Linked DNA regions of Homo sapiens: region 2 is linked to region 1. A link is a loop called in an ENCODE intact Hi-C map of the cell type or tissue named here. Cell type or tissue: HCT116. All regions are shown on one strand. Each heading gives the region's core, and the rest is flanking DNA. Links, peaks and the distances in the headings are about the cores only. Region 1 overlaps TCP11L1 (t-complex 11 like 1). Region 2 overlaps CCDC73 (coiled-coil domain containing 73).

Region 1 (8,330 bases), core at 108-8,107:
GAAGCCTCAGAGGACCTTATGACTCAGAAGTATAAACACGCCCTGCCAGTGGGGGGAATGGCTGCTGGCTCTGGGGACATGCCCAGGCTGAGCCCTGTTGCTGTCCAGAATTACGCTTACCTGAAGCTTCTGAAGTGGGACCACCTCCAGAGGCCGTTCCCCGAAGTAGGTCTCCTGAGCCATCTCACTACTCATATTTGTTTTTGTGCTGCTGAACTTTTTAAAAAGAATAGCTTTGGCCAGGCACGGTGGCTCACTCCTGTAATCCCAGCACTTTGGGAGGCAGAGGCAGGCAGATTGCTTGAGGTCAGGAGTTCAAGACTTGCCTGGGCAACATGGCAAAACACCCTCTGTACTAAAAATACAAAAAATTAGCTGGGCGTGGTAGCAGGGGCCTGTAGCCCCAGCTACTTGGGAGGCTGAGGCAGAGAATTGCTTGAACCTGGGAGGCGGAGCTTGCAGTGAGCCAAGATTGCACCACTGCACTCCAGCCTGGGCGACAGAGCGAGACTCTGTCTCAAAAAATAAAAATAAATAAGTAAATAAATAAAATAAAAAATAAAAAGAATAGCTTTATTCTGATATAATTCATGTACCAGAAGATTCTCCCTTTTAAAGTGTACAACTCAGTGTTTTCTAGTATAGTCACAGAGTTACGCATCCATTGCCACTGTTTAATTGAGAACATTTTCATCACCTCCAATAGAAACGCTGCATCCATCAGCGGTCACTGCCCTCCCCCCCTCCCTCCAACGCCTGAAGCCACAGATCTGCTTTCTGTCTCTATGGATTTGCCTATCCTGGACATTTTATTTAAATGAAATCATACACTACCAGCCTTTTGTGCCTGGCTTCTTTCACCAATGTTTTTTCACGTTGTAGCACATATAGCAGTAGTTTAGTCCTCTTTTCCACTGTGTTTTTTTTGTTGTTGTGGTAAAATACACATAACATAAAATTTACCATTTTAACCATTTCTAGTTGTCCAGTTCAGTGGCATTAAGTGCATCCACATTGTTGTGCAACCATTGCCACCAGCCACCTCCAAAACATTTTCATTTTTCCTTCTGTGAAACTGTCTTCCCACCAAACACACCAAACAGTAATTCCCATTGCCCCCGCCCTCTGGCCCCTGGCAGCCACCATTCTACTTTGAGTCTCTGTGAATTGGACTAATCCGGGTACTTAATATGAGTGGAATTATACAATCTTTGTCCTTTTGGGTCTGGCTTATTTTACTTAGCATAATGTCTTCAAGGTTCATTTATGTTGTAGTATGTGTCAGTGTTCCCTTTCTGGGTTTTTTAAAATTTTTTTAAATTTTAGAGACAGGGTCTCATTGAATTGCTCAGGCTAGGTGGTACGACAGCTCACTGTAACTTTGAACTTCAGGGCCCAAGTGATCCTCCTGCCTCAGCCTCCTGGGTAGCTAGGACTACAAGAGTGTACCACCACCCCCAGCTAATTTTTAAGTGTGTTTTTTGTGGAGACAGGGGTCTCGCTATGTTACTCAGGCTGATCTTAAACTCCTGGCCTCAAGTGGTCCTCCCTCCTTGGCCTCCCAGTGTTGGGATTACAGGCATGAGCTACCATGCCCAGCCCTCCTTTCTTTTTTAGGCTGAATAATATATTTTACTGTATGGATGTACCACATTTTGTTTATTCATTCATCAGTTGACAAACATTTGGGTTGTTATTATAAATTATGCTTCTGTGAATATTCCAGTACAAGTTTTTGCATGGACATATGTTTTTACCTCTCTTGGTTACGTACCTAGGATTAGAATTGCTGGGTTACATGGTGACTCTTAAGTTTAACATTTTGAGGAACTGCCAAACTGATTTCCAAAGCAGCTGCATCATTTTACCATCCCACCAGCAATGTATGAGGCTCCAGTCTGTGCTGCTGAATTTTTCTCCTGTTTTTACTCATCTTGATGGAAACCACAACAGAGGTGTGGTTGTTCACAGCTTTATCTAAAGAAACTTCTTCCCCTTCCATGCTGAACAATATTTTTTTCTTTTTATGTTTTTCACAATACATACTTCTAACTGCAAGACCTCTTTAAGAAGATGACTAAGAAGGGATTCCCCCAGTGTTTCTCTAAATAGCTGTTTTGTTATGTAGACTCCCCCTCTCTTTTTGGGGGGTACGTGAGCTTCTTATCACTAGCCTCAGATCCAGATACTTCTCTAAATATCTTTCTTATAAGTTCCTTATTTTTCCTTTCAAGAAGTTGTGAGCTTAAGGTTTCACCTCTTGCCTCTGAGTTCCCCGTTTTGTGCTGGAGGAAGCTCTAAAGAGAATGTCAAATTGGAGATGGGAAAATGTTCCCTTTGAACTGTGGCATGTTCTCTTCTGGAGGGAAGTTCTCAGCCTGACATGTCTATTTAAAAATAGCTGTGGGAGACCATCCAATACCTCCCTTTTCCCCACCGCTGATCATCTTCCCCAGGCCTTAGATACCCCTGCTTCTTCATCCCATAAATATCCCTAAGCCCTCTCTATGGAGAGGGGGATGTGAGACCTGTTCTCCAGCCTCCTCACTTGGCAGTCTTATGAATAAACCCTCTCGTAAAAAAAATAAATAGAAAAGAAAAGAAAAGAAACGCTGTGGGGAAGATGGTGATGGTCCCTGGGGACAGCTGTCTACTCCAGGAATTGATCCTTGGCAATCTGCATCCTAAACTCACGTCCTGCTGTTGGGAAGCCACAAAGCCATGTGAAGTCAGAAAACAGGCCGACGATGAGTCCTTGGGATTGTATTTGTATCAGCAGAGGATTCTCAATCCTCAGGGTTTTTACTTCTTGGCTGTGACCCACATTGTTCATGTCTTGACTTGGCAAATCTCAGTTTCTGACAGCAAGAAAGGTCCTTAGAGTCCATTCGATGAGCCTGTAAACTCTCAGATCAGATTCCCATCTGTGCAGCCTTTCCCTTCTCCTTCCCTCAGCCACACGGGTGGGGGCGCTGGCATGGTAGGACCCAGGACTGTCTTTAACATGGGGGAGGCAGTCATGGGAATGTGCTTGCTTTCCGGGAGGCTTTAGATTGTTCTCTGTCACTTCTACTCTCTGTGCTTCCTGTTTCTTTCTCTTCCTCTTTATTTACTCGCCAGTTCTTACAAGCTTCCTTTGTGCTGGGTGCTGAGCGGATACCAAGATGAATAAGTGTAGGCTCTGCCTGCAAGGCAGTCCTCCCTTCCATTGCTCTGGGATTTTTGTTGTTGTTGTTTTAAGATGGAGTCTCACTATGTTGTCCAAGCTGCAGTGTAGTGGCTATTCACAGGCATAATCGTAGTGCACTGCAGCCTCGAAATTCCGGCCTCAGTGATCTTCCTGCCTGAGCCTCCCAGTAGCTGGGACTGCAGGCACCCACCATCGCACCTGGCCTTCCATTGCTCTGTACAGGGTGACTGGCTGTCCTAGTTTGCTAGGGACTGAGTGAGGGTTCACAGGACTTGGGAATTTCCATTTGAAAACTGGGACAGTCCCAGACAAACTGGGAGGAGTTGGTGACCCTAGGTCTGTGCCTCATTATACTTTTCTTCCTAACAATAAGTATAACTTTTATTTATCGAGTGCTGGCTCTGCCAGCCACTTTATATGTAGCATCTTTCTTCAGCTTTAAAACAGCCCTGTGATGTGGGAGTCCCCATTCTGCAGAGGCCCGACAAAGTTGGGGATGCATGCATGAGGTCATGCTATTTTTTTTTTTGAGAAGGAGTTTCACTCTTGTTGCCCAGGCTGAAGTACCAAGGTGCAATCTCAGCTCACTGCAACCTCTGCTTCCTGGGTTCAAGAGATTCTCCTGCCTCATCCTCCCGAGTAGCTGGTATTATAGGCATGCACCACCACACCCGGCTAGTTTTGTATTTTTAGTAGAGATGGGGTTTTACCATGTTGGTCAGGCTGGTCTTGAACTCCTGACCTCAGGTGATCTGCCCACCTCGGCCTCCCAAAGCGCTGGGATTACAGGCGTGAGCCACCGCGGCCAGCCGGGGAGGTCATGGTATTAAGCACGGAGCCTGGCTTTACACCCAGGCCTGTCTGTGTTCTTAGTGAGGGCGCTATACTGCATCCTTGCTCAGGAGGAACGGCTCTGAGATAGAGGGGTTATTTCACACCAGACTCCCTCAAAGCTCTGACACACTAGCGCAAACCCTGAGGGAAGCTGCAGAGGCAGGTGTGGGGGCTGTGGCGCTCCCGCCCTCTGCTGGCCAACCTGGACCTGCAGCTCAGCGATGGCCTCTTCTATTCATTACAGACAGTTTTAATGGACCAGTCTCGCTTCCACGAGCTCCAGTTGCAGCTGGAACAACTGACCATCCTGGGGGCTGTGTTGCTGGTCACCTTCAGCATGGCAGCGCCAGGAATTTCCAGCCAGGCCGACTTTGCTGAGAAACTCAAGATGATTGTGAAGATTTTGCTAACAGATATGCACCTGCCGTAAGTGGAACTTTGATGCGTGGATGGGACGCAGTGGATGTCAGAGAGCCGACTGGAGTCTCCCAGAGGGGTCTCCCACTGTAAGGCAGAGCCCAGGGCCACTCTCTAGGAACTGAGAAGAAACCTTGCTGTCTCAGTTGGTTCACTTGGCGAAGACCCCAGCAGAGTTTATTTAGGGTCATAGGGTCAAAGTTAGAATCTGCTGCAGGGTTAGCAGAGCTCTAGGATAGTGGCTTCAAAATGTGTGTGACTAGCCGAGTAGCCTGTCGGGCCTTAGAGGCCACACCAAGGAGTTGGGTTATTGTCCTAAGAGCAGTAGGGAGCCATTGAAGGATTTGAAGCAAGAGGGGGAACGTAATTAGATTTATGCCCTTAAGTTTAAATTTTGGCATGGGGCACATAGTAGATGTGAGGGAGCATTTAGGAGGCGAGAGAAGAAGTGGCTCGGGCTGGGGGGTAAGCCATGAGCAGGGTGGGGAGCGCTGGTACCAATGGTTGCTTGCCTTGAGGAATTGGAGATCCCGGGCTTAGAGGTCCCGCGGCCCTCCATTCCCTGTTAGCATGCTCCTCCCGGGGCCTGGCTCGGTGTTGAGTGCCATCAACTCATTTGTTCTCCCTACGCAGGGAGCAGGATGCTGTCTGACCCCTTCCTTCTTTAATGGGGTTGTCTTTGTCTCCTGACCTCCAAGGTTCTTGTGTTTGTTTGTTGAGTGCTTTATTCCTCTCCCAAAGCCATTCAAATGTATTAAACTCTTACTGGAGCTTATGAAGAAACTGGAACCCAGAGACATTAATTGGGACAAAAATGTTTGTGACTAGGACCTGCAGTAAGAAATTCATTTTCCATTGTGACCTAGTACACACTTAACACACGTGTAACAGAAACGAAAACTTCTCAAACTGGAACTGACCCTAACTGTGTTTAATGCAGCCTGATTGTTTCTACTCTATTCTTATTCCATTAAAAAAAAAAATTGGTTGCTACCCACTGAATTGCTTTCATAACCGACTAACAGTGAAAAGCAGAGCCCTAGAGGAAGGTCATGAGAGAAACCAGCTATATTCCTGCAGAGCTGCATGTATGTGGTTGAAGTGTTCTGCCCTTGCTTGTTCCCTGTAGGCGTTCTGTGCTCAGTGTAATGCATCATTTTCTTACCCAGCACGAGTCCGCATCTGCACGCGTGCAGGCTTCAGTGACCGCTCCTACCATGGAGTCATGTTGGGTGACTTCTATGGTTTCCAGCCTATAGAATATCTTTGAGTGGTTCTAAGTAAATGCTCTATCTAACAAGGTCCAATTCAGAGACTTCTTCAAGGGAAGTACCCCCTAAACATTCTCATCCTTACAAAATGGAGGAATTTTACTGCTGAATTTTCACAAAGCATGGCTGTGTTCAGTGCAGTGTGGGGCGTGTCCGTAAGTTGTGACTAGGGCCTCAACAGTTTTGACAGTCAAACTAGTTTGCTGAGAGGCCAGGAAACTTGTTTGCTCAGCTGAGGGCCTAGCCTGAGGCCTTTGCACAGGTACAGCTCTGGGCTGTCACCTAGGTCCCCTGCCTGGAGAACTACTCTGTCAAAGCTCCCGCTGAGGGTGGGATCCAGGTCAGTGCTTTCTTGGGAGCCCAGCCTTGCACTCCCATATCCTCCCTGGTCCTCCAGGGGTGGGCACAGAGCTGGTGCCAATGGTGAGTGCCAGGGCTTGCTCCCATGCCCCCCAGTAATTCTACATACAAAGGATCTAGACCCACAACAGAGGCAGTTACCTTCTCACAGCATGCCTGCCAGCATGGGGGCTCCCCACAGGCACCCTGGGAGAGCCTGGGGGACCCAGGGTATCCAGGTACTCTTTTTTTTTAACTTTAGGATTTCACTTTTCGTTATTCTTTTATTTTTTAAAAATTTTTTAATTTTTATATATTTTTTTATTTTTTTGTGATGGAGTTTCACTCTTGTTGCCCAGGCTGGAGTGCAATGACGTGATCTCGGCGTCCACTTCCTGGATTCAAGTGATTCTCCTACCACAGTCTCCTGAGTAGCTGGGATTACAGGCACCTATCACCATGCCCAGCTAATCTTTTTGTATTTTTAGTAGAGATGGGGTTTCACCATGTTGGCCAGGCTGGTCTTGAACTCCTGACCTAGAACTCCTGATCCATCTGCCTTGGCCTCCCAAAGTTCTGGGATTATAGGCGTGAGCCACTGAGCCCGGCCTCTTTATTCTTTTAAAATTAGTTAATACATGTGTATGTTTCAAAAATCAAAAGGTACAAAAGGGCATCCAATGAAGAGTTTCTCTCTCCCTCTTGTCCCACAGCTACCAAATGCCTGCTTTCTTGTGTATTCCTCCAGAGGTATATCAAGATATTCTGAGGTCATTCCAGGCTGATTTTATCACACAGAGGCTAGCAGGAAGTTGTGCTTTGGGTCGTTGGTCCTGGTATACTCTGAGCCCCTGCCCTTCCCACTGTCCTTTCTAGCAGAGGGAGAGAAAGAAAGTCCCCCTGGTCAGGTATGCACAGCCTGAGAGGTAAGGTGGCAGGGAAAAGAGTCTCAAATTGTCCCTTGAACACACAAATCCAGTTATTGGTGCCGTCATTCTCACCCGGGTGTGGGCGGTTGGAGCTGGTTAGAGGTGTATTTTACTTATAGGCCCTTTCTCCCCTCCTCTGCCCCAGCTCCTTCCATCTGAAGGACGTCCTCACTACCATCGGGGAGAAGGTGTGCCTGGAGGTGAGCAGCTGCCTCTCCCTGTGTGGGTCCTCTCCCTTCACCACGGACAAGGAGACCGTGCTCAAGGGCCAGATCCAGGCCGTGGCCAGTCCCGATGACCCCATTCGCAGGATCATGGGTACGTTTGGGGAAGGCAGGCAGCAGGGATGTGCCCTCTGAGGGGCTGGAGCACGAGTCCATCTGAAGAAACCTGAGGGCTCAGCTGGAGTTAAGGTGCTGATGGGTGAGGAGATGGTGTAATGAAGCACCACAGAGAGACCAGGGCCACCCAACAGATGGGCACAGGACCAGGCAGCCATCATTGTTCTAAGGGCTGCAACCTTGGAATCACTCTCCTGGGTTCACAAGCAGTGTCCCAGGGCAGCTTGGGCGTGTAACTTGACACTCGAGTTTCCTCATCTCTAAAGCAGGAATAAGGGCAGCAACCTTACAAGGTCGCTGCAGGAACTCCCTGGGATGAGAAGGTGAAGCGCTTTCCGTAGTGCCTGGCAGCACATAGTAAGTGCTCAGTAAATAGGAGCTGTTACGAAAAGAGCTGAATAGTAAAATGAAGATGTTATTTAAAAATACTATTAAAATATTATTAAATATTAGTATGTAATACTATTAACATATCAAATATAATAACTTAAAATGGTAATATTAAGATATTGCTATTTAAAATTTATAATAAACTTGAAGTATTAAAATATTTTAATGCATATTCTATAAAATATTTAAAATATTCTATAATATTAGCTATTAGTTATCACAGCAATGGCTTTATGAAAAATTCTGTTAATTAGCTCGACTTAATCATTTTGTAGTATATACATACATTTAAAACATCATGCTGTATGCTGTGAATACATAGTTTTGTTTGTTTGTTTTTGAGACAGGGTCTCACTCTGTCTTCCAGACTGGAGTGCAGTGATGCGATCTCGGCTCACTGCACTCCACCTCTGTGCTCCACCTCCCAGGCTCAAGCAGTCCTCCCACTTCAGACTCCCAAGTAGCTGGGACTACAGGCATGCACCACCACACCCAGCTAATTTTTTGTATATCTTCTAAAGATGGGGTTTTGCCTTGTTGGCCAGGCTGGTCTCAAATTCCTGGACTCAAGTGATCCGCCTGCCTCAGCCTCCCAAAGTGCTGGGGTTAACAGGCACGA
Region 2 (8,330 bases), core at 305-8,304, 320 kb before region 1:
CTTTATTTCTGCCTTCATTTCGTTATGGACCCAGTAGTCATTCAGGAGCAGGTTGTTCAGTTTCCATGTAGTTGAGCAGTTTTGAGTGAGTTTCTTAATCCTGAGTTCTAATTTGATTGCCCTGTGGTCTGAGAGACAGTTTGTTGTGATTTCTGTTCTTTTACATTTGCTGAGGGTGTTTTACTTCCAATTATGTGGTCAATTTTAGAATAAGTGCGATGTGGTGCCAAGAAGAATGTATATTCTGTTGATTTGGGGCGGAGAGTTCTGTAGATATCTATTAGGTCTGCTTGGTGCAGAGCTGTGTTCAAGTCCTGGATATCCTTGTTAATTTTTTGCCTCGTTGATCTAATATTGACATTGGGGTGTTAAAGTCTCCCACTATTATTGTGTGGGAGTCTAAGTCTCTTTGTAGGTCTCTAAGAACTTGGTTTATGAATCTGGGTGCTCCTGTATTGGGTGCATATATATTTAGGATAGTTAGCTCTTCTTGTTGAATTGATCCCTTTACCATTATGTAATGGCCTTCTTTGTCTCTTCTGATCTTTGTTTGTTTAAAGTCCAGGATTGCAACCCCTGGTTTTTGTTTTTTTGTTTGTTTGTTTGTTTTGGTTTTTTTTTTTTTTTTGCTTTCCATTTGCTTGGTATATCCTCCTCCATCCCTTTATTTTGAGCCTATGTGTGTCTCTGCACGTGAGGTGGGTCTCTTGAATACAACACACTGATGGGTCTTGACTCTTTATCCAGTTTGCCAGTCTGTGTCTTTTAGTTTGGGCATTTAGCCCATTTACATTTAAGGTTAATGCAGTTATGTGTGAATTTGATTCTGTCATTATAATGCTAGCTGGTTATTTTGCCCATTAATTGATGTAGTTTCTTCATAGCATTGATGGTCTTTACAATTTGGCATGTTTTTGCAGGGACTAGTACCGTTTGTTCCTTTCTATGTTTAGTGCTTCCTTCAGGAGCTCTTGTAAGGCAGGCCTGGTGGTGACAAAATCTCTCAGCATTTGCTTGTTTGTAAAGGATTTTATTTCTCCTTCACTTATGAAGCTCAGTTTGGCTGGATATGAAATTCTGGGTTGAAAATTCTTTTCTTTAAGAATGTTGAATATTTGCCCCCACTCTCTTCTGGCTTGTAGAGTTTCTGCTGAGAGATCTGCTGTTAGTCTGATGGGCTTCCCTTTGTGGGTAACCCAACCTTTCTTTCTGGCTGCCCTTAACATTTTTTCCTTCATTTCAACCTTGGTGAATTTGACAGTTATGTGTCTTGGGGATGCTCTTCTCAAGGAGTATCTTTGTGGTGTTCTCTGTATTTTTTGAATTTGAATGTTGGCCTGCCTTGCTAGGTTGGGGAAGTTCTCCAGGATAATATCCTGAAGAGTGTTTTCTAACTTGTTTCCATTCTTCCTGTCACTTTCAGGTACACCAATCAAACGTAGATTTGGTCTTTTCACATAGTCTCATATTTCTTGGAGGCTTTGTTCGTTTCTTTTCATTCTTTTTTCTCTAATCTTGTTTTCTCACTTTATTTCATTAATTTGATCTTCAATCACTGATATCCTTTCTTCAGCTTGATCGTATTGGCTACTCAAGCTTGTGTATGCTTCACGAAGTTCTCGTACTGTAGTTTTCAGCTCCATCAGGTCACTTAAGCTCTTCTCTACACTGGTTATTCTAGTTAGCCATTTGTCTAACTTTTCAAGGTTTTTTGCTTCCTTGCAATGGGTCAGAACATGCTCCTTTAGCTCGGAGAAGTTTGTTATTACTGGCCTTCTGAAGCCTACTTCTGTCGACTTGTCAAACTCATTCTCTGTCCAGTTTTTTTCCCTTGCTGGCGAGGAGTTGTGTTCCTTTGGAGGAGAAGAGGCATTCTGGTTTTTGGAATTCTCAGCCTTTCTGCTCTGGTTTCTCCCCATCTTTGTGGTTTTATCTACCTTTGGTCTTTGATGTTGGTGACCTACGGATGGTGTTTTGGTGTGAACGTCCTTTTTGTTGATGTTGATGCTATTCCTTTCTGTTTGTTAGTTTTCCTTCTAACAGACTGTCTCCTCAGCTGCAGGTCTGTTGGAGTTTGCTGGAGGTCCACTCCAGACCCTGTTTGCCTGGGTATCACCAGTGGAGGCTGCAGAACAGCAAATATTGCTCTCTGATCCTTCCTCTGGAAGCTTCGTCCCAGAGGGAGGGGCACCTGCCTATATGAGGTGTCTGTTGGTCCCTACTGGGAGATCTCCCAGTCAGGCTAAAGGGGGTCAGGGACCCATTTGAGGCAGTCTGTCTGTCATCAGAGCTTGAACACCATGCTGGCGGAACCAATGATGTCTTCAGAGCTGTCAGGCAGGGATGTTTAAGTCTGGAGAAGCTATCTGCTGCCTTTTGTTCAGATATGCCCTGCCACCAGAGGTGGAATCTAGAGAGGCAGTAGGCCTTGCTGAGCTGCAGTTGGCTCTACCCAGTTCAAGCTTCCTTGCTGCTTTGTTTAAACGGTGAGCACAGAACCACCTACTCAAGCCTCAGCAATGGCAGATGCCCCTCCCCCTGCCAAATTTCAGCATCCCAGGTCAATCTCAGACTGCTGCACTAGCAAGCAAGCAAGGCTCCATGGGCGTTGGACCTGCCGAGACAGGCACAGGAGGGAATCTCCTGGTCAGCCAGTTGCGAAGACCATGGTAAAGTGCAGTATTTGCACAGGAGTGTACTGTTCCTCCAGGTACAGTCACATCTTCCCTTGGCTAGGAAAGGAAAATCCCCTGACCTCTTGCGCTTCCTGGGTGAGGCGACACCCCGCTCTGCTTCAGCTCGCCCTCCACGGGCTGCACCCACTGTCCAACCAGTCCCAACGAGATAAACCAGGTATCTCAGTTGGAAATGCAGAAATCACCCATCTTCTGCATCAGTCTCCCTGGGAGCTGTAGACCGAAGCTGTTCCTATTCAGCCATCTTGGAAGCGACCCATCCTACATGTTCTTATTGGAGAATTTAGTCCATTTACATTCAATGTTATTATTGATAAGTGAGGACTATCTCTCATCATTTTGTTATTTTTTTTTTCTGGTTGTTTTGTGGTTTTCCTTTTTTCTTCCTTCCTGTCTTTCTTTCAATGAAGGTGATTTTTCTCTGGTGGTATTTTTTAATTCCTTGCTTTTTATTTTTGTGCATCTCTTGTATGGTTTTCAATTTGAGGTTACCATTAGGCTTGCAAATACTATCTTTAACCCATTATTTTAAAGTGATAACAAATTAATACTGATTGCATAAACAAACAAGCTAATTACCAAACAAGCAAAAGAAAACTTATAAAAACTCAATAATTTAACTTTGTCTCCTCACTTTTTACATTTTTGTTGTTTCCATTCATATCTTATTATACTGTCTATGTCTTGAAAAGCTGTTGTAGTTATTATTTTTAATTGGTTCATCTTTTCATCTTTCTACTTAAGATATAAGTAGTTTACACATCACACTTACAGTGTTATAATATTCTGTGTTTTTCTGTGTACCTACTATTACCAGTGAGTTTTACCTTCAGATGATTTCTTATCACTGATTAACATCCTTTTCTTTTGGACTGAAGACTTCTCTTTAGCATTTCTTGTAGGACAGGTCTGGTGTTAATGAAATCCCTCAGCTTTTATTTATCTGGGTAAGTCTTTATTTCTCCTTCATGTTTGAAGGATATTTTCACTGTACATACTATTCTAGGGTAAAACCTTTTTTCCTTCAGCACCATAAATATGTCCTGGCCTGTAAGGTTTCCACTGAAAAGTCTGCTGCCAGATGTATTGGAGCTCCATGTATGTTATTTGTTTCTTTTATCTTGATGCTTTTAGGAATCTTTCTTTATCCTTGACCTTTGGGAGTGTGATTATTAAATGCCTCAAGGTAGTCTTCTTTGGGTTACATCTGCATGGTTTTCTATAACCTTCTTGTATTTGAATATTGATATTTTTCTAAAGATTTGGGAAGTTCTCTGTTATTATCCCATTGAATAAACTTTCTACTCCTCTCTCTCTCTACGTCCTCTTTAAGGCCAAAAACACTTAGATTTGCCCTTTTGAGGCTATTTTCTCGATTTTGTATGTGTGTTTCTTTTTTCTCTGACTGTATATTTTCAAACAGCCTGTCTTCAAGCTCACTAATTCTTTCTTCTGCTTGATCAATTCTGCTATTATGAGACTCTGATGCATTCTTCAGTATGTCAATTGCATTTTTCAATTCCAGAATTTCTGCTTGACTCTTTTTTAATTATTTCAATCTCTTTATTAAATTTATTTGGCAGAATTCTAAATTCTTCTGTGTTATCCTGAATTTCTTTGAGCTTCCTCAAAACAGCTATTTTGACTTCTCTGAAAGTTCACATGTCTCTCTTTCTCTGGGACTGGTCCCTGTTGCCTTATTAGTTTGTTTGGTGAGGTATGTTTTTCTGGATGGTCTTGATGCTTGTGAGTGTTCGTCAGTGTCTGGGCATTGAAGAGTGGGGTATTTTTTGTAGTCTTCACAGTCTGGCCTTTTTGTACCCATCCTTCTTGGGAAGGCTTTCCAGGTATTTGAAGGGACCTGAGTGTTGTGATCTAAGTTTTTTGTCACTGCAGCCGCATCTGCACTAGGGGGCACCACAAGCCCAATAACGATGTAGTTCTTGTAGACTCAGAAGTATTGCCTTGGTGGTCTTGGATAAGATCCAGAAGAATTATCTGAATTACCAAGCAGGGACTCATTCTCTCCTCTTACTTTTTTTTTTTTCTTTTTTTTTTTGAGACGGAGTCTTGCTCTGTCGCCCAGGCTGGAGTGCAATGGCACAATCTTGGCTCACCACAACCTCCACCTCCCGGGTTCAAGCCATTCTCCTGCCTCAGCCTCCCAAGTAGCTGGGATTACAGGCACCGACCACTACGCCCGGCTAATTTTTTGTATTTTTAGTAGAGACGGGGTTTCACTGTGTTGGCCAGCCTGGTCTCAAACTCCTGACCTCGTGATCCGCCTGCCTCAGCCTCCCAAAATGCTGGGATTACAGGCGTGAGCCAACGCTCCTGGCCTCTACTCTCACTTTCTACCAAATAAATGGATTATCTCTCTGTGCTGAGCTTCCTGGAGTTGGGGGACAGGTGACACAAGCACCCCTGTGACGACCACCACTGGGACTGCACTGGGTCAGACCTGAACCCAGTACAGCACTGGGTCTTACCCAAGGCCTGCTATAGCCACTACCTGACTACCACCAGTGTGCACTCAAGGCCTTAGCGATCTACAATCACCAGGTGGCAAAGCCAGGCAGTCTTGTATCCTTCTTTTCAGGGAAGTGACTGTCCCTGAGCTCTAGGCAGGTCCATGCCATCCAGGAGCCAGGGCCCAGAGTCAAAAACCTAAGAAATCCACCTGGTGCTCTATTCCACTGTGGCTAAGCTGGCACCAAAACCACAAGACAAGGTTCTTCCCGTTCTTCCCTCAACTTTCCCAAAGCAGAGGAATCTCTCCCCATGGCCACCACCACCACAGCCAACAGGGAGTATTGACAGGGTACCACTGATGTTCACTTAAGGCCCAAGTCCAGGCCAGGACACACCCTTCAGGACAGTGGGCTCCCCTCTGGCCCAGGGTAGGTCCAGAGATGCTGTCCATGAGCCAATGCCTGGAATTGGGAACCCCTAGAGCCCACTTGGTGCTCTTCCCCACTGTAGCCAAGCTGGTACCTAAGCTGCAAGAAAAGTTCCCTTTATTCTTCCCCCTCCTTTTCTCAAGTGGAAGGGGTCTCTCCTCATAGCCACCATAGCTGTGAATATGCTGGATCACACCTGAAGCCAGCATGTCTGAGTCTCACCCAAGGCCCACAGCATGTACTACCTGGTTATTGCTGCCGATTATTCAAGGCCCAAGCGCTCTTAAGTTAGCAGGTAGTGAATCCTGCCAGAACTGAATCCTTCCCTTCAAGGCAGCAGGTTTCCTGTCTAATCCAGGATGTGTCTAGAAATGTTGTCTGGGAGTTAGGGCCTGGAATGGGAGCCTGATAACTCTGCCCAGTGCCCTATCCTACTGTGGCAAAGCTGGTATCCAAGTTGCAAAACAAAATCCTCTTACCTCTTCCCTCTCCTCTCTTCAAGCAGGAAGGAGTCTCTTTGGGAGCTGTACACTGCACTGCCTGGGGTTGAAGAGGGGTGGCATAAGCACTCCCTTTGCCACCCCGACTGGTGTGTCACTGGGTCGCATGCTCTCTCCAATGGCTCCGAGACCAGTCCAAGTCCACTGGCTCTGAGACCAGTACAGCACTAGGACTTGCCTAGGAAGTGTAGTCCTTGTGGCCTAGATTGGTGTTATTTGGAAACCCCCCAGCGGCAAGGCTTGCTGAAACTCAAGTTCAAACCACTGGGATGGGTCATTCGCCTCTGGCTAGGGCTAGCCTGAATGCACCCGCCATAGACACCGGCTGGGTTCCGCCTGGTGTTGGCAGCACTGAGTTCCCACAATTGCTGCACTCTCCTTGAACCGCACAGATTGTTTTTCCACATCATGTGGCCACTGCAGGGGCTGGGGGAGGGGTGGAGTTGGAGATTCAAGACTGTCTTTCCAACTCCCTTCAGTGCCTCTTTCAGCAATATGAAGTTAAAACCAGGTACTGTGATCACTTCATTTTTGGTCTGTATGAAGGTGCTTTTTTGTGTAGTTGTCAAATTTGGTGTTCCTGCAGGAAGGACAATTGGTAGAATCTTCTATTTGGCCATCTTGCCCCCACCCTCAAAACTTAGTAATTTAAAACAATATTTTATTAGGTCTCACAATTCTGTACAATGATCCGGCTTAGCAAGACAGGTCTGCTTCACATGCTATGGATAAGGTCATTCATGCAGAAGCATTTATATGGTAGCTTGGCTAGGGCTGAAATGACAGTGACTTCCGCTCACACTCCAGTGTCTTTCCCCATGTAGCTTCTCATAATTAAATAATCTATTTTGAACTTTATGACATAGCTCTGGCTTCCAAGAGGATCTGTTCTAAGAGAAAAAGCCCCAGTGTGAGAGTACTTACCAAGCCTCTGCTTAGTAACATGCTTGCTAATATTTCGTTGGCCAAGAAAGTCACATGACCTGGGCTAAGTTAATGTGGGAGTGCTCTACTCAAGGACATGAAATATGGTTCATTGGGAGCCACAAATATAACAGCATCATTTATTTACTGCCTGTTCACAGATATTTAGACTGTTTATAATTTTTCCCATTACAACAGTATAGTAAATATCACTGTAGCAAAATATTTGCCCAAGTAAGCTCAAACAAAAAATTATCCTAGATAAAAATATAAACTGTTCAGACTTAATGATCGTGAAATTTTAAATTCCAGTTTAAACAGATAAAACTGAATTTCTATCCATTATCTATATTAATTTACATCAAAAAGGAAAAAATACAGTCGTACTCATTCCTGAAAACTCCAGCCAATGCTGGAAATCATCAATCTAAGTATGTTTCCAATCTGGGAATCAAAAACTGATTATCTCATTTTTGTTTTAATCTGCATTTATTTTATTAGTAGTAAAGTTAAGCATATTTTTGTACATTTTATGATTACTTGTATTTCTTCATCCTGTTCATTTTTCTGTTGGGTTGTTTTGATTTGGAATATTTTGTAAATAAGATATTGATTTTTTTATTGTTTTGCATGTTGCAAATATTTTCTCTGCATCACTTTTTTTTTAAGAGACAAAGTCTTGCTTGTCATCCATGCTGGACTGCAGTGGTACAATCACAGCTCACTGTAACCCCGAACTGCTGGGATTAAGTGATCCTCCTGCCTCAGCCTCCTGCCCAGGTAGCTAGGACTATGGGCACATGCCATCATGTCCAACTAATTAAAAATTTTTCTTGTAGATAAAGGGTCTCATTATATTGCCCAGGCTGGCCTCCAACTCCTGGCCTCAAGTGATTGATCCTCCCACCTCAGCCTCCCAAAGCACTGGAATTACAGGTATGAGCCACTGTGCCTGGCCAGTCACTTTTTTTTAACTTTATGATGGCTATTATCCCGTAAGAGCTAAGAATCTAGTCATCATATCCAGCCATCTTTTCCTTTATGAAGGATAATCTCTATGCCCAAGAATATAAGAATTGTTTCTTATGTTTTCTAGTATTTGTAGAGTGTTTTTCTTTGCATTTAGTTTTTCTTTTCTGCTTTTTTTTTTTTTTTTCTTTTTGAGACAAGCTCTTGCCGTGTCACCCAGGCTGCAGTGCAGTGACACAAACACAGCTCACTGCAGCCTTGACCTTCTGGCAAGTGATCCTCCTACCTCAGCCTTCCAAGTAGCTGGGACTACAGGCATGCATCACCACACCCAGCTAAAA

What was found. Peaks named below come from ENCODE experiments on the same cell type or tissue, not always from the same donor. Only the 100,000 strongest peaks of a DNase experiment are listed, where the experiment ranks them.
Region 2: it touches region 1 in a loop (5-fold over the local background); 3 of 110 quality-filtered maps call a loop at or near these places.

Annotation. Positions count from the first base shown.
Region 1 is chr11:33,061,562-33,069,891 of GRCh38, forward strand. TCP11L1 (t-complex 11 like 1) reads left to right here. Exons shown (of 10, transcript NM_018393.4): 7 at 1-165; 8 at 4,269-4,450; 9 at 7,126-7,298. Among named protein-coding and RNA genes, the nearest start is that of LINC00294, 10 kb to the right of the region's middle. RefSeq lists enhancers at 1-460, 85-134, 6,690-7,191. In HCT116, for the core only: a CTCF peak has its summit at 4,230 (motif pointing left); a DNase peak (open chromatin) is centred at 4,170; H3K4me3 peaks cover 315 bases; H3K27ac peaks cover 1,153 bases.
Region 2 is chr11:32,745,134-32,753,463 of GRCh38, forward strand. All of the region lies in intron 2 of CCDC73 (coiled-coil domain containing 73), which reads right to left. Among named protein-coding and RNA genes, the nearest start is that of CCDC73, 45 kb to the right of the region's middle. In HCT116, for the core only: CTCF peaks have their summits at 4,608 (motif pointing right), 6,413 and 6,615; a DNase peak (open chromatin) is centred at 4,588.